Linked DNA regions of Homo sapiens: regions 1 and 3 are each linked to region 2. Evidence: read pairs that join two places in POLR2A ChIA-PET (ENCODE). Cell type or tissue: OCI-LY7. All regions are shown on one strand.

The links. Peaks named below come from ENCODE experiments on the same cell type or tissue, not always from the same donor. Only the 100,000 strongest peaks of a DNase experiment are listed, where the experiment ranks them.
Region 1: POLR2A ChIA-PET joins it to region 2 with 5 read pairs; 1 of 35 experiments calls an interaction of 5 or more read pairs at or near these places.
Region 3: POLR2A ChIA-PET joins it to region 2 with 6 read pairs; 1 of 35 experiments calls an interaction of 5 or more read pairs at or near these places.

The regions. Positions count from the first base shown.
Region 1 is chr6:47,399,909-47,407,908 of GRCh38, reverse strand. No RefSeq gene overlaps it. Among named protein-coding and RNA genes, the nearest start is that of CD2AP, 74 kb to the left of the region's middle. In OCI-LY7, no CTCF peak of the experiment used is centred here; a DNase peak (open chromatin) is centred at 4,108; H3K4me3 peaks cover 558 bases; H3K27ac peaks cover 1,007 bases.
Region 2 is chr6:47,193,435-47,201,434 of GRCh38, reverse strand. No RefSeq gene overlaps it. Among named protein-coding and RNA genes, the nearest start is that of TNFRSF21, 110 kb to the left of the region's middle. In OCI-LY7, no CTCF peak of the experiment used is centred here; DNase peaks (open chromatin) are centred at 3,314 and 3,574; H3K4me3 peaks cover 917 bases; H3K27ac peaks cover 961 bases.
Region 3 is chr6:47,457,685-47,465,684 of GRCh38, reverse strand. No RefSeq gene overlaps it. Among named protein-coding and RNA genes, the nearest start is that of CD2AP, 16 kb to the left of the region's middle. In OCI-LY7, no CTCF peak of the experiment used is centred here; a DNase peak (open chromatin) is centred at 4,274; H3K4me3 peaks cover 975 bases; H3K27ac peaks cover 1,629 bases.

The sequences.
Region 1 (8,000 bases), 210 kb before region 2:
GACTAACCCTATTTACAGAAATAATTCTGAAAGCAGCATTTATGACCTGCTGAGACATCATACAAATATGACTCAAGTATTATGCCAAAGGCTCTTGATTTCAGTTTGTTATCAGGAATTTAAGTGCTTTTTAAAAATTTTTTCTTGGCAGCTATTGCTCTTGCTGATACCATCATGGCTGCCATCTCTTCCACCTGCTCCTCCCTCTTGATTAAGTTGTGTGTGTGTATGATTTGAGGAGATGGTGAAAGCAAAGCATTGTGCTGGGTCCCCTTAATAACAGCTTAGTAACAAATACAAGGCATCTTTATCCTAGATGGAGTTTCATGGACCTCCTGTCTGTTGTGCTCAATGTAATCTAAAAAAGTATTCTTGAGGAAGCTTAGGAACATGTCTTAGGCATTCACATGTTTAATAATTAACTCTCTTCCTCTTCTCTACACCCATATGACAAAGCAAAATTTGTAAATCATTTTAACTGAGTAATTGAGAATGTATGTAAGACATTCTTAAGTGACATAGGCCTTGCTCTGTCTCTCCACAGAGCTCCTAGGTAGGATCACCATAGAAAGCGCCTTGTTAGATTCCATCCTCATCTGTTTTTTCCTGCTGTAACCAAATACCACAGACTGGACAATTTATAATGAACAAAAATTTATTGGCTCCCAGTTCTGGAGGCTATGAAGTCCAAGACTTAGGGGCCAGAATTTGGCAAGGGTCTTCTTGCTATGTCATTTCATGGCAGAGGGCAAAGCGATGGCAAGAGATAGAGAAAGGGGTCAAACTCATTTCATAAGGAAGCCACTGCTGTGATAACAAACCCACTCTCATGATAATGGCATTAAAAAATTCATGAGGGTAGAGCCTCATGACCTAATCACCTCTTAAAGATCTCCCCTCTCAACATCTCTACACTGGGGATCAAGTTACCAACAGGTGAACTTGGGGGTCACATTCGAACCATAGTCAATCCCTATGACCTAGAGTGTATATGGTCCTTAGGAATGGAGACTGAGCAGGTGATATTAATTAGTAAGCAAAGTATTTGAATGTCTCTTAAAGATTGGCATTTCTTAGTATTTTCCTGCCACCTTCTTTCCCTCAGCACATTCATTTTAATAGTTTCAGTATCTATCTATATGTTGATGACTGTCAATTATATAATTTCAATGCAAAACTCTTTCCTGAGATACAGATTTATATAATCAAATAACTATTCGTCTTAGTTAGTTTGGGTTACTATAATAAAAATGCCATAGAATAGGTGGCTTAAACAATTTAAATTTATTTCTCACAGTCCTGGATACTGAGAAGTCCAAGATCACTGTGACAGTCTATTTGGTGCTGTTAGGACCTGTCTCCTGGCTTGCAGATGATCACCTTCCTGGTGTATCCTCACATGAGACAGAGATCATCTGTCTTGTCTCTTTTTTTTTTTTTTTTTTTTTTTTTTTTTGAGACAGGGTCTTGCTCTGTTGCCCAGGTTAGAGTACAGTGGTGTAATCATGGCTCACGGCAGCCTTGATCTCTCAGGCTCGGATGATCCTCTTGCTTCAGCTTCCCAAGTGGCTGGGACATGGCCATGTGCCACCACACCTGGCTAATTTTTTGAAATTGTTATTTGTAGAGATGAGGTCTCCCTATATTGCCAGGCTGATCACAAACTCCCGGCCTTATATGATCCTTGCATCTTAGCCTTCCAAAGTGCTGGGATTACAATGTGAGCCACCATGGCTGGCATCTGTTTCTTCTTATAGGGACACCAGTCTCATTAATGAGGGCTCTCCCTTCATGACCTAATTATCTTTGAAAGGCCTCACCTTCAAATAGGGAATTAGGCTTCAACATATGAATTTTGAGGAACACAAACATTCAGACCCTAGCATTGTTAGACAGCTCATCTTGGATATCATGTAGCAACCCTACAGAATTTATCATTGCTTTCCTTCCTTCCCAAAGTGCTAATGCTTTAGAAGGTGTTTCTTATCCTACTAGATGACACAACCATCCACTCAATTTCTCAAAGCAGATATCAGAATTTACATCTTCTTTCCTGCATCATTTCACCACCATATACATCCATTCACTTTCTTCCTCAATATATCCAGAATTCATCTAATTCTTTTCATGTCTGCTGCCAGTGCCTTTATCTTCACTGCCACTCTAAACGTCTTCTTAGACTTCTCCTGGCCTCTGGTCCTGCCCCTTTCTACTTTCTAACTGCAGTTAGAAAGGTCTTTCTAAAACACAAATTTCGTCCCCCGCTTGGCCTCTCCCACAGGTCCTTTATTGCCTTCTAAATAAACATCCACTCTGGGATCTGAAATTCTCACTGCCCTTTACGCTGTCTGGCCCTCTGCCCAGTTTCACCCACCTCACTCTTAACCTTAAGGTTTGAATCTACTACTTCCTTTGGGAAACATTTCCTGAATTCCTCAGACCAGGTGAGCTACTCTTCTGTTCCCACAGCTTGTCGTACTTATCCTTTATAACACTCATACTATTTTATGTTTACTTGTCTGTCTTCTTTATTAGACAAGTTCCTTGTTATAGGGAACTTTGTCCAGTTCAGCATTGCAATACAACTACCCAGTAGGTGTTCTGTAAATATTTATTAAATGAATGACTAAACGGATCCACCTCAACAAAATCATCAGCATGATAAATAGTATGCGTTTGTACCCTATAGCTACAGCATAAAACATGAAATAGGAAAATTTTACCAGTATGATTTTGTGATGCTGAAGAACAGAATTGTGAGCCATGAATGGCAACATATGATTCTTGCTATACTCAGAAAGAATTGAAATGAAGCATACAAAGCATATGGGATGATTTATACATTCATTAACAAACAAGTAATGAGGCCCTACTGCGTGCCAGGCCTTGTAAGGGCCTTTGGAAGTATGAAGACGAGTAAGACCTGGTGACTGTTCAGCAGGAGTTCAAAGTTGAGTGGATGATAGATTCATAGAACACTAAAGCTGGAGGAAACAGAAAGGAAATTCAATCTAGCCCCCGGATTTTACAAAGACATGGATGATTTCTACAATGCCTTCCAAATTACTCAATAATTATATAAAAAGAAAATGTTTTTCCTTTAAACACCAACACTTTTCCCCACCTCCAATTAATCTGTGTCCTTAAAAAGGAGCACTGTATCAGTGCGATTGAGATCACAGCCAACATAAGCTCATCTTAGAAGGAAAAAAAAATGTATGATTTGTCAAAGCTGCCTGGAAGGGAAAATTTCTGTTTAAAATCCTGGCATTGGGCCAGGTGCGGTGGCTCATGACTGTAAGCCCAGCACCTTTGGAGGCCGAAGTGGGTGGATAGCTTGAGCCCAGGAGTTTGAGATCAGCCTAGGCAACACGACAAAACCCAGTCTCTGCAAAAAAAATAGAAAAAATTAGCCAGGCATGGTGGTGCATGCCTGTAGGCCCAGCTACTTGGGAGGCTGAGGCAGGAGGATCACTCGAGCCTGGAAGGTTGAGGCCTCAAGGAGCTGTGATCACGCCACTGTTTGCACAATAGAGCAAGACCCTGTCTAAAATAAAATAAAATAAAATAAAAATCCTGGCATCATAAATGCTTTAGGAAAAAAAACCTGTCTGCATAAAAGAATTCAAAATGATCGTTAATTAAACTCATCAAGCTATGTTTGCAGGATATGGAAAGAATTTGATTACACAACCATTTGACACAGGTATCTCATTGACCAGAAACTGGTTTTAAGAGTCTACCTCAGTTAGGGTAGTATTATTAAGTTTGAATTGGTTTTTTAATGAACATTTTAGGACTTTCAGTAAAATGACCATTGTGCACATTTTGATGTGTTGAAGTCAGTCAAAGATAGGCCAACTGGTTTTCCCCAGGTGAGATATGAGGAGGTGGATGGTCAAAGGTTGTTTTTCTTGGATGAAACAGGGCTTATTCACGGGGTGTGTGCTGCACCATGGAGACGAGAGTAAGGCAGCCTAGAATTAAAAGGTTGAAAATATCCACATCTTCAAGTCAGAAAACTAAAAATGTTCACTTTATGGAGGACAACTGGTACCTTAAATATCTTGATTTCACTCACATGCCACCTGTTTCCTGGAGCTCTGAACAACCATAGGTGGGGCCTCACACATGCTATTTTTACATTTAGAGGGTCATTGACCTTAAGAGACATCACACGTGCAGAAAGTTATAGTGTGGAGTTTAAATAGATTGGTCATTGATGATGGTTGCTGCATAATCATACTATTACATATGCACACATATACATATTACTATTACATATACATTATTACTTATATACGTTACCATTACAAACACATATTACTGTTATATATGTATGTTACCTATGTATAGATACATGTACATTATTACCTATACATATTACTCATATATACATACATGTACATTATTTTAACTACTGATAGCAATTTTAGTAACAAATCAGAGCTATCCCTCAATCAAACTTGGGACATGATTTTCCCTGCCTTTTTGATTTTATAGTTAGTGAGAGGAGAAAAAAATAGTTTTTAGCAGAGTGACAGTGATACTGTTTCTTCAAGTAGAAAAGTCAAAAGTTCCATCTCATTTCAGAAATGCAGACGGCTTTTCATTTATATGTTGATTTCATGTGATCTGGAATGCAACGGAATTTAAATTAGACATGCTCATGGAAGAGAGAACAAAACACCCTGCATTTTCTAATTATATAAGCACTGAGGCTTGGATGATAGATGATGGGAAAAAACTCTCTAGGCAGAAATTGTGATGTGATTTCTTATTGCTCACAGCACTTATTACCTTACACATGTATGCTGAAACTTGTGCCTTCTTTCCTTCTATTATTGAATCCAGTCATTTTTCCTCTGCTATTCTCTACTTTTTTCATGCATATGAGGTTTATTTTCCTGTCTCAACTGTCAGGCTTCTAGAGATTAAGGACTAACAATACATTGAAAAAAATGATAACTTACTTTATTCTTACGTGTTGCATTTGAGGCTGTTTACTATTTTATGCAATCATAGAAATATGTATGATTTTGAATCTGTTTACAAGTATAATTCTCTCAGATTTGGAACTATTACCCCAGTTTTCTAATTGGGGAAACAGAGGCTTACTGTGCATATATAACTTGCCCAAGTTCTCACTGCTGATCTGTAGTGAGGCCAGGATTAGAAGCCAGAGTTTCACTCCAGAGCCTGTATTCTTTCCTCCATCACACACTCCCTCTGTAAGCTCTACACTTTCTCCCCTAGCCTCAACAACCTCAACATTTAACAGAGGACTCAACCGATGGCGATTAGTCTACAGATGCTTGTGGAATTGAGGCGCACCCTAATGTAAACTTCTTCACTATATAAAGTGGACAGGCCTTCAAAGGAAGCGGAAAACAAAGCGGACACATGAACAAAAAGGTGTCACCTGGGACCTAAACACCACACATTGCTTTCCTCAACACTTCCAGCCCAAAGGAGGAAAGACTTCAAAATTAATTCTGCATAAGTGGGAAAAAGAACTCAAAGCAAATATTGCCAACTGACTTGAGAGACAGCTAGGAGAGGATTTGGCTCCAACTGAGCAGACACTCAATTTTGGCATCCATCCAGCTCAGAACTAAGGTCAGTTGTTTAAAACTGGGTCTCAAGAAAAGCCTGAGTGTCGCAAGTGATTATCTTCAAACTTCCCCGACATCTCGGGGGACCCAGTATTAGATTTAGAGTGCTTTCCCTGAGAGTATTTGCATAAGCATTGATGAGCCTTGTTCCCAGTTTGGTTTTTATATTTGCAGGGTTTACTCCAGTGCACCATAGCACCAAGTTTTCCCAGGACATTTAAAAATCTCATTTCTCTACAGCAACACTTCCTTGTTTGTGTTCCTCTTGCACATCCTTCTTGGGGCACACAAGCCATCATTCTCGTTGTTCTTAAGGAGGCAGTCAATTATGGATTTTTATAATTAGGATTCTGAAACATGACATTTGAGACAGGCCTCCTTTCAAACAGAGATCCCTAGGGCATAATCTAATTACCAACAAGGTACAATGCCCACAGTCTTGCAAAGAACTCTGGAGTAAAGGCTCTATGTTGACCCAAGTCATTAATAATAGATCATTAGCTCTTGAGCCAGCATTTATTGAACACCACGGAGTGTCAGATGTGCCGCAGGATGGTAACAAAAGAATGAAGATTCTCGAAGGATTCCCCCAGTGGGTGGGTGAGACCAATTTCCCATCTGGTTGTGGTGAAGCAATGGGGTTACCAGGGTCTACTCCATTCACATTCCAGTAAATATGAACAGGTCCCGTCCACCCTTCTACAAGAAGGGCAGCAAGTTTCCTGAGAAGGCAGAGTTGAGAGAATGCTAATTGTAAAGCATGAGGAAGAAGAGAAAAGAGCAGGTATGAACCCCCGACGATGGAAGTTTTTAAATGACTCTATTGGGGGCCAACACAATAACAATGTCTATCCTCTAAGAAGTCTCATAGAGGCAATTTCTTCCTAGTAAGACTTACACAGCCCTTCACCTGGGCACCACTCAGTACAAAGACTTTGTTCTTATCTTGGTCCCCCTTAGAATATTTGGCTGGCTTAATGTCTGAACCCTGAAACCTCCCTGGATCCTGGCTATCTCTGATATAGGAAATGCACAGTGCATTTGCTCTGTCCTAGACTAAGCCTAGGGTTAACTCTCATGTCACTTGGAATACTTTTTTCTGGAAAAAATTTGCTTTCAGTTTCTTTGGTTCTGGTGACCCACTGGAATGCTAAGTACTGTTGAAAAACTGATCATTTTATTGAGTAAATTTGTCAAACATTTATTTATTCATTCAACAAGTGGTTCTAGAGTGCATATCATGTTGCCTGGCACTGTCCTAGTGGCTGGCAATGCAGCAGGAGCAAAACAGACAAAATTCTCAGCCCTCATGGGGAGACAAGAAAATTAGATACGAGTATAGCATGCTGATGGTGTTAACTTCTAAGGTGAAAAAAAGGCAGGGAAAGTGGGTAAGGAATTTACGAAGGGTGCGATGGGTAGGGCTGCAATTTTAGAAAGGCTAGCCAGAAAAGGACTTAGGCAAAAACAACATTGAGTGAAGACAATGAAAAGTCAAAAGAGTGAGTCACAAAAGACATGTGGGTGATGGGCACACTGGGCAAATGAAAATGCAAGTATGCCAGTTCTCAAGTTGGAGTATGACTGGAGTATTCTAAGAACACCAAGGAGGCCAGTATGTCTGAGTTGAATGACAGAGGGAGAGAATGATAGGAAACAGGGTCAGAGATGAAGCTGGGGAGGGGAGAGAGCAGGTTGGAGGCAGGGAAGAGTGGGTAGGACTGTTAGGCCATTGAAAATACTTGAGCATTTACTCTAAGGGAGATGAGGGTCAACAGCATCTGCTACATAGAAAGTTTTCATTTAATGGAATTTTTGGTGAATAGATATGAAGGATTCAGTACTATGGCTAAGTGTCTAAGTTATTTTCATTTCCTAGACACTTAGCCATAGCTCTGTGTCCTTCATATCTATTCACTTATATAATGTACAGGAGTACATTTCTATAATGATAATGGGCTGTTGAGGTAGCCGTATTTACTGACTACTTACTCAAATCTTGCCTTTCCCTTGGCTCCTAACATAGCTGCAAGTCTTAGTCCCTCACTGGATTTAGACTCCAATGTCACCTATTCAGAGAGGCCTTCTCTTATGACTGTCTGAAATGGCACCTCCCATCACTCTCCAGTCTCTGATCCTGTTTTATTTTTCTTCAAAGTACTTAGCTTTATGATTGTTATAGTATAGATTGGAATCACTTGGGAAGATTGGAGTTGAGTAGAATGACATGATGTGTGTTCTATTTTAACAACAATCAATCTAGCTGCTGTGCTGAGAACATACTGAGGGGAGGTAAGGGAAGAAGCAGGGAGACCAGTTGTTTGTAGAACATTGTTTCTCAATAGTCGCAATATATTTGACAGTTTCTTTGGAAGAGCTTATATA
Region 2 (8,000 bases):
TTTTTAAAGGTTTTGGAAATCCACCCACAACATAATAGTTTATCCATCATTATAACTATTGTTGTTGCCCTCTTTAAATCAGCCTTTTCCAAATGATCATTGGGTGTTTAGAATTTAAGAATATGACTTATTCCTTTGGTTGTAGTCCCTAGAAACCCAAAAGTTCAATGTTACTTTTTCTAGTTTGGCTTGGTTTAACAATTGCCTAGTGTTCTTTGAAAAGAGAGCAGTGCGTGAATAGATAACTCAGCTTCATTAATGAGTTGCTACTTGAGGACTCTGAGCTTAAAAGTTGAGTTGTTTCACTTGGATCACAGAGTTGATTTGCAGAGTATTCATTCACATATATTGAATTAACCAATCTGATAATGATTTATAGAATTTAGAATATGGAAAGCATGTGAATCATAGTGGAAATACTTAGATAAGTTAAAAATGACTAGCAAATCCTAAGATTTTCCATTTCCATTATAGATACGATTAACAATCATTGTCTCTAAGGACAAAGATTATGTAATGTGCTTAAATCCATGCAAGACCAAGAGTAGTCAGTTAAATTCAATTTGATTCACAACAGTGCCCAATGCACTTAGTTGGAAACTATGAGATGTTTAAAAATGACTAATATGTAGCTAGTTCATTGTCATCAAGTTGTGTAGTCAGGCAGACAGGTCTGTACAACTAAAAAGATTAAAAGGTAGCAAGAAGAAAGTGCTATAACAGGCACAGAAATAAGATGTCATGCAATCAGTCAAATGGGAACAGTTTGCTAATTCAGCAAAGATTTATGTGGCAAGTACGGAACAGTACATTCTAACCACCAGGAATGCAGGAAAGCTTAGGATATGATGGTATTTTATTTGGTCTCAAAGAATGGCTAGGATTTCACTAGAAAGAGAAATTGGGTGTGAAGGGTGTAGGCAAGATAGTGAAAGAAGCAAGAAAGGAGGAAAATGGTCCAGAATGAGCAAATAGTGTAAAGATACAGTGTTTTAAAAAGATACCTGTGCTCGCATCTTTATCACAGCACTATTCAGAATAGCAAAGACATAGAATCAACCCAGGTTCTCATCAGTGATGGATTAGATAAAGAAAATATGGTGGATTGGAGAAAGAAAATTCCAACACCACGAAATATTACACAGTCATAAAAAAAAAAAGAATGAAATCATGTCCTTTGCAGCAACATGGATGCAGCTGGGGGCCATTATCCTAAGTGAATTAATTCAGAAAACCAGATGTCACCTCTTCTCACTTATAAGTGGAACCTAAACATTGAGTCCACACAGACACAAAGATGGGAACAAGAGACACTGGGGACTACTAGAGTGGGGAAGGAGGGAGTGGGGTAAGATTTGAAAAACTACCCATTGAATATTATGTTCATTATTTGGTGACAAATCAATGGAAGCCTAAATCTCAGCATTATGCAATCTATCCATAACAAACCTGCACATGGACCCCCTGAATCTGAAAAAATAATGATATGTTTTAAATTTCCATGATTTGTCTACAGTTCCAGTCTCCAGTGCCTCAGAGTCCATTTGCTTCTCTCAACACTGTGACCTAGCCTTTGTTCACATCACTGACTCAAAGGGCTTTTAGTGCAGTCATTAGTGATTTCTCCACTGTTGAATCCAATGGACACTCTTTGCTCTCATCTTATTTGACCTCTTGGCAACATTGACACTGTGGTCCACTCTTGCCTTCTCATACAGTCTCATCCCTTGGCTTCTGCAACACCTTGTTTTTCCTTCTTTTTCTCTGATCTCTATTCTCAGTTCCCTTTTCTCTTTAAATCCCTTCTTGCCCCCAGTCTTCAGGCATATATTTTCCCATCTTGATAGCCCAGTCCTTGCCACACTATACTTGTATAATCCTTTTTTAACCCTCATGTATCAGCTCAATTATTATTTCCCTCAGGATGCCTTTCCTACCTCCTACTCCCCAAACCTTGCTCCTAACCATTTAGGAGCCTTTCATTGAGTGCCCATAGTACCTAGCTATCTTCTGAGATTAGTACTTGCCATACTTTACTTCCATTGCTTGTAACATCTAAATCTAAATACAGATACCAGGTTTGAGTCTTAGGAAGATGACTCCAAGAGGAGCATGAAGGATGAATTGGAGGGCCATGAAAACTGGAGTGCAGAAAATGATAGGAGGAAATTTTATTTATTTGATTGTAATGAGAGGGCTAGAGATGCAGACGGAGAAGAAGGCAGAAAGAAATCCATTTAAAAGGTGCCATTATAAGGTCTGATGACCCATCAGATGGAAGAAAGGTCTTGTGGGGTACAAAAGAGGGAGCAATTAATACCCAGTGTTCTGTTGTGAGCACATGGATTTGTTTTTGTTCCACTAAATAAATTAGGAAAGATATGGGTTCTGGAGTCAGATGGGCCTGAAGACCAATCTCATTTTTGTTGAACTAGCCATTAATTTTTAGCTAAGTTATGTGACCAGGCTGAGGTTTGATATCGTTCCCCTATAAAATAGGATTGATAAAATCAACCTTGCAGAGTTGTGAGGATTGAAATGAGGTCAAGTAAGAAACACTCCTCGCGCAGGGCCTGACACACACACACCAGCAGGCACTCAGTGAATTAAGATGATGATGGTTTGAGGTCTGAAGATGCTAAATTCCAGATCCCTACAGAACATCCCTGTAAACAAATTAGCTACCCAAGTAGACAAAAGCCATCTTCGACCGTGTCTCTTCCAGCACTTATCAAGATCTAGATTTTCAACATCGAAGCCCTCAAAACATTATCTTAATTTACTGTCTTACACCTTAGAATCTGGGACTATTGTTTTGTTAAAACTCCAGGGCTTACATGGATTCATTGACAAGTGAGGTGCCACTTAGATTTGAACAAGTGGAGATTGGCGAAAGGTCAGGAGCAGTAGTGAAGGGCTAGTACCTAAAGAGTGTGATTCAATAAATAGAAGGCATGCTCCTATCTGTAGGTAAGACTCAAGGTGACGCATTAGCCTTTTCAGCAGCTGTTTCCTCCTTGGCCAGGACTTAACAGAGCAGCAAGATCTTGGCACACATTAAAAATCTCACCCCAAGAAGTTTCACGAAACACTCTCTTTAGTTTGGGTGGATAAAGGAAAAGCAGGCAGAATGCTTCATGTCAATGAATAGGATTGTTGCTATTCTTCTCCTGATGCGTAGAAAGTTTCCAAACTCAGAGTGAGCCCTGTTGGTTGAAGAAACCACTAACTTCAAAAGCAGTCCATCATGGTCTTTCAGCAACGTGGCATTTGTTGAACTGAATTTGGGTGACTTTAAGGGCTCTATTTCCAGTTCACACTCAGGGGCAGGTCCTTGATTTTAAACAAAGAGAGTTGAAACTCTTCTGCAATCTGTAGACTGCCTAGTTAATCAGATAACATCTTCTGAGACAGAATCAAAAGGGAAGTTTCCGAGGGAATTTCAAAGTTATACCATAAATAGCTGAGGAGACTGTAGCTGGTCTAAACTTTTCTTTGATTCCTAGCTCTAATGTGGCCTTTTGGATACACACCAGCTATTTCTCTGATTTATTTCTGAACTACAAAGAGGGTCTTCAACACCTGAGTTCTGAAAAAGAGAAAGTGAAAGTGATGTATGCTCTTTATAGCACTGAGGAGCTAGATTTCAACATATAATGAATTGAACCTTTTTCTTTTTTTTGACTATCAACAACATACACTATAAAGCCAAATCAATACTAATCAACAATACTTAATTATGACTAGGTTCAAATAGAGACCCAGCTGACCATTTTTAGACATTTATAACAAACTGTCATTTCATGCATGTCATCCCATTTAATTATATTAATTTTCACAACAAATTAGTGAATGAGGTATTACTAGTCTCATTCTAAAAATGAAGAAACTGAGTTTCAAGGTCACTTAGCTAATATCTTACTCTAACTGTAACCACCAGATTTTTTTTAAAGAAGAATACTGTTTTTATATAGTAAATAGTAGCCATGAATCAATGCAGAAAAATTTACAAATAAGATATTTTAAAACTTATAAATTAAGGGTAATGAGATAGACTATAAACTACTTGAGGTCACAGGCTATGTCTTACTTTGCTTTTTAGCCCCAGATCTCAATATGAAGGGAGATGTAATAAATGTTTGTGGAACAACATGCATGAATAATAATAATTTTGGGGGCCTTGCATAAATGTATAACCTTGCATGAAATAATAGAATTCCAGAACTGGAAGAGATTTTAGAAGCATCTACATGAGTGGTTCCCAAACTTTAGCATGTAGCATCAGAATTCTCTAAAGGGTTTGTTAAAACACAGATAGCTAGGCCCCAGCCTGAGTTCACAACCCTGGTTCCACCAATTATTAGATGGGTGAAGTAGAATAAAACACTTGTCTCAGTCTCATTTTTCTTATAAACAAAATGGAGATGCTAATAATGTCACCATGTTACAGACTTTTTTTGTAAGGATTCAATGGCCTGAGAAACTCAATTCAATCATCCTGAGAGTTCCTGGTTCAGAAAGTCTGAAATGGGCTTTTGAATCTGCATTTTTAGTAAATTTCCACATGAAGCTGATGCTGCTGGTTCAGGGACCACACTTTAAAAATCACTAACCTGCAACAACTATAACTAACATTTATTAAGGGCTTATGACATGCCAGGCACTATGCTAAAGTACATTGCCTGCATTAAGTCATTCAATCATTACAATAAGTCTGTAAAATGGTGATATTATTAGCATCCCCATTTTATTTATAAGAAGAATGAGACATAGAGAAGTGTTTTATCCAACTTTGCCCATCTAATAACTGGTGGAACCAGGATTGTGAACTCAGGAAGTCTGATGCTAGATCCAGCACTTTTACATTATACTATAGCATTTCAAGGAGTGAACTGCTTCTTGTGTCAACCCTGATACGGGAATGAAGGCTCACAAGAAGTGATTGCCCAAAGTCAGGCCATGAATTGGGAGAAGAGTATGTGAACAAGGACACAAGCTTCCTAATTCAGCATCTTTTAAGCTGCTGCCTTCTCTTGGCATAGAGCACTAGTAGGAGTGGGGGAGGGCTCTAATCCTTCTTCCGATTTGAATCTAATCAGTTTGAGTGTCACTGAGTGTCACAGACGTCCTTATGATGTGCTGACATCCTAATAGTTTCCTTTATTTACATATTATTTCATCTGAGGAAGGGAGGTGGTGATGACCTGGGAGACAGAATAGAAAGTGTGATGAGTCGTGAGGTTGGACGCTCAGTCCCAGAAAAGAAAGGGGTCGGACTGCTGAGTGGCTAAAGAGTGGGTGGAAGGAAATGTGTCCATGTGTCTTGGTAAGCCCTTAGTTATATCTCAACCAATACGTAGAAAATCTAGCTCTGAGCTGGGTGCAGTAGCCCACACCTGTAATTCTAGCACTTGGGAGACTGAGGCGGGCTCATCACTTGAGGTCAGGAGTTTGAGATCGGCCTGGCCAACATGGTGAAACTCCGTCTCTACTGAAAATATAAAAATTAACTGGGCATGGTGGTGCACACCTGTAGTCTCAGCTACTCGGGAGGCCTAGGCAAGAGAATCACTTGAACCCGGGAGGCAGAGGTTGCAGTGAGCCGAGATCATGCTACTGCACTACAGCCTGGGTGACAGAGCAAGACTCTGTCTGAAAAAACAAAAGAAAAGAAAAGAAAATCTAATTCTGAGAGACTTTAGGTAATTGTATTCCCACTCTGAGGTATCTGAGGGACTCTGGGAAGAAAATTGGAGGATGTGTCATTAGCAGAAGCATGGACCTGGGAGGGCCCATAAAGTCATAGGTTCAGTCTCCCAGATACTAGCTATCCTTAAATATGCTATATCCTTTGCCCCAGAATGTGCCCCTGCCCTGGGCCAGCTGTTGGAAAAATATTTACAGACACAGCACACTGCAGTGGGAAAAGCATGGGCCTCAAGCCAAGTCTCTCCTCGCCACTGACAGCTGCATGAACTTAACCAGAGCCATCATCTTACAGAGCTGGCTTCCTCATCTATAAAAGGGGGTATGGTAAGCAGAATAATGACCCTTTCCCCCCTAACATGTTTACATCTTAATTCCTGGAATCTGTAACCATGTGACCTCAAACGGCAAAAAGGGATTTGCAGATGTGATTTAGGACCTTAAGAGGGGAGCGTATCCTGGATTATATAGGTGGATCCAGTGGAATCTCAAGGGTCCTTTTGAGGGAACAGAAGAGTCAGAGTCAGAGAAGGAGATGTGACGATGGAAACAGAAGTCAAAATGATGCTGTTGCTGGCTTTGAGGATGGAAAGTTGATGGAAACATGAGTTTAGGAATGCAGTGGCCTCTGTAACCTGGAAAAGGCAAGGAACTGATTCTTCCCTAGGGCCTCCAGAAGGAGTACAGCCCTGCCAGTACCTTGGTTTTAGCCCCTTGAGACCCATTTCAGACTTATTCCCAGAACTCTAAGATGATATATGTTTGTGTCCATTTAAGCCACTAAAAATGTGGCAATTTGTTACAGTCGCAATAGGAAACTAATATATGAGGCGAATAACAAAGTCCTTGTCTATCTCTTAGGGCTGCTGGGAGAGTCAAATGACATCCTTTATGTGGTGACACTTTAAAAACTGGAACCCACTATCCAAATATAAGGCACTATCATTACTGGCATTACAGTGACTACCTGAGAGAGGAAACAGGGACAGATAAGCACAGTGGTATACTAGTAGATGTTTAATAACCAGCTCTTGGGAGGAGGATGGGTTGGGGGGACTCTGATTTGTAACATTTGCTTATTTCCAGGGAGTAAATACTTCCACCATGGCCCATTTCAAGCTACAACATGAAGTCACTGAAGCGGGAGGTAGTAAAAGACACACACAATCAACTCTCACCACCTCAAGGCAGCTCCAACACACCAGGGCATAAGCACAAATTCAGCCCCGCCACCAAACAAGCAAGCATGGCGCATTTGCTTTCTGGTGGTCTTTCACTACAACCCTCACACAGGAAGGCTAGAACCTTACTGTGAGTCCAGATGTACTATCAGGGAACAACCCTGTCTCAGAATCTGCACTGGGTTCCAGATTTTAATTTTCTGAATGGGATCATATGGTTATTCTCTTCCTTTAATAAGGATGTGTCAAGAGGAAATGGAACCCTTCTCTAGCCTCAAGAGGAATTTGAATTTGGTTGAAAAAGGAATCTCTTAAATTCAGGACTGTCCCGACCAAGTTCCTATAAAAATAATTTTTCCGGCCTGGGAGATAAGGTCTTTTGAAATATGGCTCCTCGCTTAAGTTGGCACAGAGTTCCATCTGACAAATACAAATTGGACACCTCCTATATTCCAGTGCTGGGCTCATGAAAAGATGTAACAACAACAATCAGACGTGGTCCCTGTCCTCAAGGAGCTCACAGTACAGTCCTGTGTTTCTTAGATCCCCGTTCCTCGTGTCTCACACTTAGGTCTTCTGCAAAATCATGTACCACCTATGCTTATAGTTAATTCATATTTTTAAGTTAAAAATTTTAAAGTACCATAATTGGATTTGGCTGGATATAAAAGAAACCCTACTTTAGTGGCTTAACCAAACTAGGGGGTGTTTTTCATGTAATAAAGAGGCTATGGTTAGGAAGCAGCCTCTTTCTTCCTTCCAGCTCTGCCACCCTTAGCGTCTTAATGGTCCAAGATGGCTGTACTTCATCCAACCATTTCACCTTATTTTCATGCTGAAGACAGAGGACAGAGAAGAATCAAAGAGAAAAAGGCACCTGCCCATGGTGGGATCCTTTTTATTGGGAAAACAATAGTTTTCCCCAAATTCCGATCCAGTAGACTTTTGTTTATATCTCGTTGGCCAGAACTGGGTCACACAGCCACCATAGCTACAACAGAGTCTAGGGACATGAATATTTTTAACTGGGAAATTGCTTCCTGAACCAAACTGAGGTTCTGTGAATGAAGTAAGAAGCTAACTTAGCAACTAGTAATAGCTGTCACAATCTCT
Region 3 (8,000 bases), 260 kb before region 2:
TAAAATGAGATTACCCTAGGTTTTCCAGGTAGTACCGATGTAATCACAAGGGAACTTAAAAGGTGATAGCATGAGAAGGATTTGACTGGCCATTGCTGCCTTTGAAAATAGAGGAAAGAGGAGCTAGGAAAGGTAGCCTCAAGAAACTGGAAAAGCCAAGGAAAATAGATTCTTCCCTAAAGCCTTGGAAAGAAATGCAGTTCTGACATCTTGTTTTTATCCCAGTGAGAGGCATTTCAGATTTCTGATCTCTAGAACTGTAAAAAAATAAATCTGTGTTGCTCCAAGTCAGCTAGTATGTAGTAATTTGTTATAGCAGCAATTAGGAAACTAATACAGAAGTCAAGAGGGAGGAAAGAGCTGGGACGTTTGCACTCCACCCCATCCTCTACTTCAAGCAGCATCTCTAACATCCACTGCATATTCCCTATGGCTTCTGCTGCCATCAGAGAGGGCTGTCTGGTTTTGGCTCCAGCAGGGCTCTGGGCACTGGGAACACTACATCCTCCTTTTTTCCTTCCAGTTTAGGGGCAAAGAGGCTACCTGCTGTTGATAACTTCTAAAGGGCTTATCAACCCCTTTTTTGCTTCTTTTCTCTTCCATCACCTCTGAGAACAATTCCTTTATTAGATTATCTTTGTTTCAGGAGTTTAGAGTGATCTCTCATTTCCTGGTTACACCCTGCCTGATATAGTCTGTCAAAAGTTTTGCTAGTATGTTTTCCCAATTTGATGTTTTTTTTAATGTTTTATGGTGTTTTTATGTCATTTAGAAAGTTTAAACGTGCATGTAATTTAAACTTACCAATTTTTCTGGTTTTTTTTTTGAGTTTTCATTAAAGTTGAAAAGCCTTTTCTCCTCCAAAATTAAAAAATAACCTATTATTTTATCAAAATTAAAACTTTTTACTGATAATGTATAATCACACAAGTATAAGTCTTAAGTGTATAGCTTGCTGAATTTTCACTAACTGTAAAACTTCTAGTCATATTGTAATTTTATTTTTTACATTTACAGTTGTAACATGTATGGATTTTATTTGAGTGTGCATGGAGTAAGATTGGAATTCAGGTTTGTTTTTGTTTTCCCTTCAATGACTAGCTATTCATAATGTTTGAGAATAGTAATCCATATTACTCCTATGGATTTGAAATTCTGCCTTTATCACACATTTAATTCATATAATTGATCAATTTCTGGACTCTGATCTATCTATTCCTGTGTTTGTATTTCACTGTTTCCTAATATTTTAATATGCAATTGTGCTAAACATCCTCCTCATCCTTATTACTCATCTTCGAAAAATAAACTGGTTTAAATGTTTACAATTACAAAAAGGCCTTGCCCTTGCAAGAAAGGGTGAGTCAATATCAAAAACAAGCTCTAGGCCAGGTAATGGAGTTAATAAATTATCTTGGGTAACTTTGTGCAGATGTTTGTCTTTCTATTGCCAGATTACCCAGGATTTGGCACATGTAAATATTCAGTAAATGAGTGGTTCCCAAGCCTGGCTAAGCATTAAAAGCATATCAAACACACATTTTGGCTAAATTCCAACAGGTAGAGTATTACAACCAATATTCATCAGAACTCATGGTCAGACCTGGATTGTCATAGATTGAAATTCTGGCATACAAGAATAAATCTGAATTTTTCATTAAAAATTGTTTCAATTTAGTTATTTAAAATTTTAGGACTGGACACAGTGGCTAATGCCTGTAATTCCAGCACTGTGGGAGGCCAAGGCAGGTGGATTGCTTGAGCCCAGGAGTTTGAGATCAGCCTGGGCAACATGGCAAGATCCTGTCCTACAAAAAGTATGAAAATTAGCTGGGCATGGTGGTGTGTACCTGTAGTCTTAGCTACTCCAGAGGCTGAGATGGGAAGATCACTTGAGCCTGGGAAGTTGAGGCTGCAGTGAGCCATGATCTCGCCATTGTAGTCCAGCCTGAGTGACAGTGTGACCACTTCTCAGAAAAATAAATAAAATAAAATAAAATTTTAGAATTTGAATTTTTAAGTTTGACATTGTAGAGCAGAAAAAAATAATTTCTTAGCACTCTTGCCTGCTTCTTGGTCATTTTATGCATATTTTGCAATGCTAAATATATGCACGTGGTGACAGAAGTTAGAGAATTAGCAAGATACTTTTTTAGACTGGCCTTGTCAGGATAGGGTGCTGATGTAATATTGATCTTTTCCTGTAATATTGAAGTTTTTAAGCTTCCCTCCTTTTCCAAAGGAAATCGACCAGGGCAATGTCTCCATAGATTTAAAAATATATGGAATTGTCTCCTCAGAGCATTCTTTTAAAGTCTTTTGTTGTTTGATTAAAGAGAATATTGTGTTTCTCACTCGTTTCTTATTTTTTCATTTTCTATTATTTATTTATTTATTTACTGTGGCTTAATGAAGATAATTTCACATGGATATTATTATAATGATTTTGAACAATTTCTTCCCCCAAGAAATGTAGAAATGGTGGAATTGGCATCTCTCCTTTAACATCATCACACAATAGAAATAATTCCCAAATATGATTTTTTTCTTGAAAGACTAATTGTTGGCCAGGCGCGGTGGCTCACGCCCTTAATCCCAGCACTTTGAGAGGCTGAGGCGGGTGGATCACCTGAGGTCAGGAGTTTGAGACCAGCCTGACCAACATTGTGAAACCCCATCCCCAATAAAAATACAAAAATTAGGCAGGTATGGTGGTGCATGCCTGTAATCCCAGCTACTTGGGAGGCTAAGGCATGAGAATCACTTGAACCTAGGAGGCGGAGGAGGCGGAGCTTGCAGTGAGCTGAGATCGCACCATTGCACTCCTGCCTGGGCAACAAGAGTGAAACTCCATCTCAAAAAAAAAAAGAGAAAGAAAGATTAATTGTTTAATTAGAAAGAGATAACTAAAATTTAAATATAGTTGATAAACATTACTTTCTTTAGTGCAACAGATGTCAGTATTTCTAGTACTTCTACAAAAAAGTCAAGTTACAGAGAATATAATCTCAATTTTTCATCCTCATATTACTTGAAACTTTATGAGCATTTATTGGCATAAAAAAGATACAATATTCTTCCCAAACTCTTTTTCAATTTTTACTCTCAATATAGTTCACTGAGTTTTGGCTCACGATCCCTTTCTCTATCCTTAAAGCCAGCAACTTTGAATCTCTGATCATTCTTCAGTAACTTGCACATGTTTTGGTTATTCATAACTGAGAAATTTTTTAAATAATATAGGGCAAAACAAAATCAAGTAAACTAAAATAGAAAGATCGCCAATGATTCTGATACAGGTAGTCCACAGACCAGGGTTTAGTAACCTCATCAATTGCTACTTGTTGAAGTAAGTGTGTTTTCTATTTGGTTCACTTGAGGAAGATCATAGTTAGGTGAATCAGTAATTGATAATTACTGAAATTCAGTTTTATTTTATTGTTATCATTTATCAGTTAAAAAATAATCTCTACTGTTACTTGGATTTTTTTCTTTATCTGCATTTTGCCCTGATTTGCTACTTTTTCACTCATAGTTTAGTGTGACTAATTAACTAATAGATACACACAAGGCTGACTTTTGCAATAAATTCTTACGTTCAATTACCCATCACTTATATAAGGCTAATCACTTGGACTGAACTCCTGAAGCCAGGAAGCCCAGTTCCACCATTGACACTTGCAAGGATGCAGGCATGATGCCAAAAGGGGAACAGTTGTCTAGGATAGTCTTGTAAAATCAAACCTGTTACACTGAAAATATTTTAGAAGTAAATGAAATATAATGCAATTCTGAGAGCCTAGAAAAAGGATTTATTTAAAGAAATGTGGACAGAAATGGGGAATCCAGAGAAAGTACTGTTTTGTCTGGGGAAGATACTGAATTGATTTATGCAGAGTTTGGGTTAATAGTTGGCTAGACATGGTGGCTCACGCCTGTAATCCCAGCATTTTGGGAGGCTGAGGCAGGCGGATCACAAGGTCAGGAGATCGAGACCATCCTGGCTAACACAGTGAAACCCCGTCTCTACTAAAAATACAAAAACAAAATCAGCCGGGCGTGGTGGCAGGTGCCTGTAGTCCCAGCTACTCGGGAGGCTGAGGCGGGAGAATGGTGTGAACCCAGGAGTCAGAGCTTTCAGTGAACTGAGATCGCGCCACTGCACTCCAGCCTGGGTGACAGAGCAAGACTCCATCATAAAAAAAAAAAAAAAAAAAGTTGGAGATTGTCTCTCAAATAGCAGAGTCTGAGCAGTCAGATGAAATGAGGAACTGAAATTTAAGAGAGCAGCAATGCTGCTGAGCACATGTGTTTAATAATCACCAAACACATTTGGAACCTTTATTAAATATACAGCTAAATATGCCTTACCACAGGCCAACATGTATACTAATGTCTCTCTCATAGAAGTATAAAGTGAAAATTCTCAGTAAGAAATGAGTAGAAATGAACTGAGGCTTTCTCTCTGAGAAATGTATTGTGAATACGGCTCTAACTGCAATTGTATCATTGACCCCTCTGAGCATATGTCATTGAATTGGCCTGTGGATTCCCAGAGGCTGAAGGAATAGGTAGAAAACAGTGTATTCAGCCCCTAGGTGACCACAGTGCAGCATCCTGGTAAACATCTGGTGATTTCTATGGCAATAAGAGATTTCTGGGAGGGTAGGATTTTTTTCTTTTTGTTTGTTTGTTTGTTTGTTTGTTTGAGACACAGTTTCGCTCTTGATGCCCAGGCTGGAGTGCAGTGGCACAATCTCAGCTCACTGCAAACTCCGCCTCCTGGGTTCAAGGGATTCCCCTGCCTCAGCCTCCCCAGTAGCTGGGACTATAGGTGTGCATCACCATGCCCGGCTAATTTTGTATTTTTAGTAGAGATGGGGGTTTCACCATGTTGGTCAGGCTGGTCTCGAACTCCTGACCTCAGATGATCCACCTGCCTCGGCCTCCCAAAGTGCTGGGATTACAGGCGTGAGCCACTGCGCCCAGCCGGTAGGATTTTATTCTTTACTATTGGCTCAATGGTAGCTTCAACTCTTTGTAGTTAGGTCATTCATTGATTAGAAAAACAGATGTATAACTTTGTGTGGGAACACTTAAAACAAGTCCTTTCTCTCACACACACACACCACACACACACAAAGAGGCTGCCTTCAAAAGTTAATCATTGACTAGAACCAGGAAGACAGCTCCCAGCTGCTCTCATTAATACAAATATGTACCTAAAGAAATCTACCTATCCCTGCATGATTCCCTGAAGCATTCATTGGGTGTGGAGGAAGAAATTGCTTCAGGCACTGAGTGATCTGACCCATGACCAGAAACCTGAATCCAGCAAAGGACAAAGTTGCGCACATTGCGTCAGATACAATTTCTGCCATTTACCAGGAAGAACTAGGGGAACCAGGAGAAGGGCCACCTGCTTGGGGCGGGTGAGTCCAGGCGCCCAGATGACTTGGGCCTTTTCTAAGAGTGACCGGAGGAATGCTACCGTGGGACTGTGCATTGAGGTAGCTGGTGATTTTCCTGTGCCTGTAAGGCCCAATGTAAAAGCTTTGCTTTGTCAGTAAACCCCCTTTTGCATCCAAGATGCTGGGAAATGTGGCTGTTGGCAACAGATATCAAACAGAATAATCCTGTTGCTGGGATGGTGATCTCTGCAGCCTGCTTTCACATTACTGAGAGGCTCAATGCATCTACTCAAAAGTACTTTCTGGATCCCTCCTGAAGTTCTTTGAACGCAGAGATATTCTGCGCTGTTCTGTGAGCCTCTAAGTGCTTCTTTATCAAGGGTGGGGGTCGGGGGAGCGCATGAAATGTGTCTGATGGAGGTGAGGGAAAGAAGAGCCAGAAAGTTCACTGGACTAGTGGATTAGAGGAGTGGTTCAATTTACTGTTATTTGAGGCAGCAGAGTCCCTTTTATTTTCCCAAATGAAATTTTATGCACAGCCATCACATAGAAAAGCAGAACTTTGTGTATTTGAGGCTGGATTTTGGGGATAAGCCTCCTGCTGGACTCTGAAAGTTGACTGTCTTGAATTTTGAAAACCACTACAATTGAGATTCATTCCTTTAAAATAGCAATTGTTCTCCTTTCAAGTTGAAAACCTGTGCAATGACTATGTCAAGCCAGAATCTATCCACAATTTAATGCCTCTTGGTATGAATTAGTTTAAATTAGATTTCTTTTTTTTCCTAATAACTGAAATAAATGCACTAAAGAATGTTAATGAAATAGAGGGAAAATAAAATTATTTTTGAAGCATGAGACACTGGTGACATAGGGAGACATATTAAAATGTCTTGGGAGGGGGTTTGAGCACTGGATTTGGTTAGCAGAGCTATACAGTAGAATACTGTAATCATGAGGAGTGACTTATTGCCACTTTCTGTGGCACTTATGCCATTTATTGCCTCTGTGACCTTGGTCAAGTTACTTGACCTCTCTGTGCCTTGGTTTCCTCATTTATAACATGACCTCATATCTTATAGGATTCTTTTGAGATTCAAATATATTGATTTTTTTTTAAGTCTTAGGACAATGTCTGACACATAGTAAGTACCTGTAAGTGTGCGAAGTAACCCTTTTTGAATCAGGGTTCATAAAACCTGTAGGTGTCTTTGCCTTAAATGTTACACACACTAAGGCAGTTACACAGAAGTTATCATTTCTCTGACACTAGCATGTAGTTTTTTGCTTTACTCAGACACAATGTAATAAAAGTTGGTCTCGGCTGAGGGACAGAGACAGAGTAAACCAGTGACAGAATAATAAAGAGGTACATCTGAGACCCGTTAACCACAGCTCTGTAGATAAAATAAAAATGAAATACTAAAGAAGATGTTTTAAGTTAAAATGTTTTATTTTAAGTTGGCATAGTATTTAATATTGTATTAGAAAACTCTTATGTATACCTTAACTGTGGTCATCACATATAAACACATTTTTGCTCTTTTCTCATTTAATGAGAGATACATTATTAGATTACTTTATTTATGAAAGAAAGCTTATCAACAAATTTTAGAAGCTATATCATGCTTATTTTTCAGAAGCATTTAAGGAGAAAATGTAGATAAAATTTAACTGTTATAGAATAAAAAATTAATAAATGATTTCATAAATTGGTTTTTGGAATTTTACATTTTCCACTAAGGGAAAATCAACTGTTCTGTTTTAATTTGTGTTTTGTTTATTAATGATGTGATCGCAGAAGTTGTAAGCACCTCCCTGCAAATGACACATTGTGTAAGTAGAGGTGTCTAATGTATGAATAGCCATGGTGGCCATAATCCTTATGATAGTTCTATGTTTAACTTTGATTTTTGAATCAATCAATACCTTTGGATCTGTTTTTTAAGAGTTCGCTTTGGTAACTGCATCTTATGGATATAGAGAGGATCAGTCTGAAATCAGCTTAGAGAAGTATCATATTAATGGTTCTCACTGATATCTTGTTCTTTGCCATTAGTGTTTCTCCAGTTTCTAGGTTTTTAACAAACAACCCATGATGAGTATAAATTTAACAATATATAACTAAAAATGATCTAAAGCTGTATATTGATCAAAAACTTATAGCAGCTAGTAGGTCTTAGCTGAGTGATAAACCAAGTGACAGAGTAATGAATAAACTCATCTGAGTTCCATTAACCCAATCCTATAAACTTTTAAATAAATAGAAATGGAAGTAGATCCTTTAACAATCTGTTCTCCTGTATTACTGGTTCAGAAACATTTCACAGTTTTGCATAGAATTTAGAGGTTTTCAGAGCAATAAAGCCTCAATTTCTTGAAACAAGTGTGGTAAAGAGAAAATACTTCTGCCTACTGTCATTCCAATGAATGCATTGCAGTGTTTCCAAAGGCAACAAAAAGGCAGCTAGCATTGTGCATCATCAAGAAGATGTTGTATAAACTTATTCTAAGTGTTGTGGTTGAATACAGCCACAATTAAATTAAAAGACATCTCAAGAGAGTCAGTCATCTTTTGTACCTGCTAAG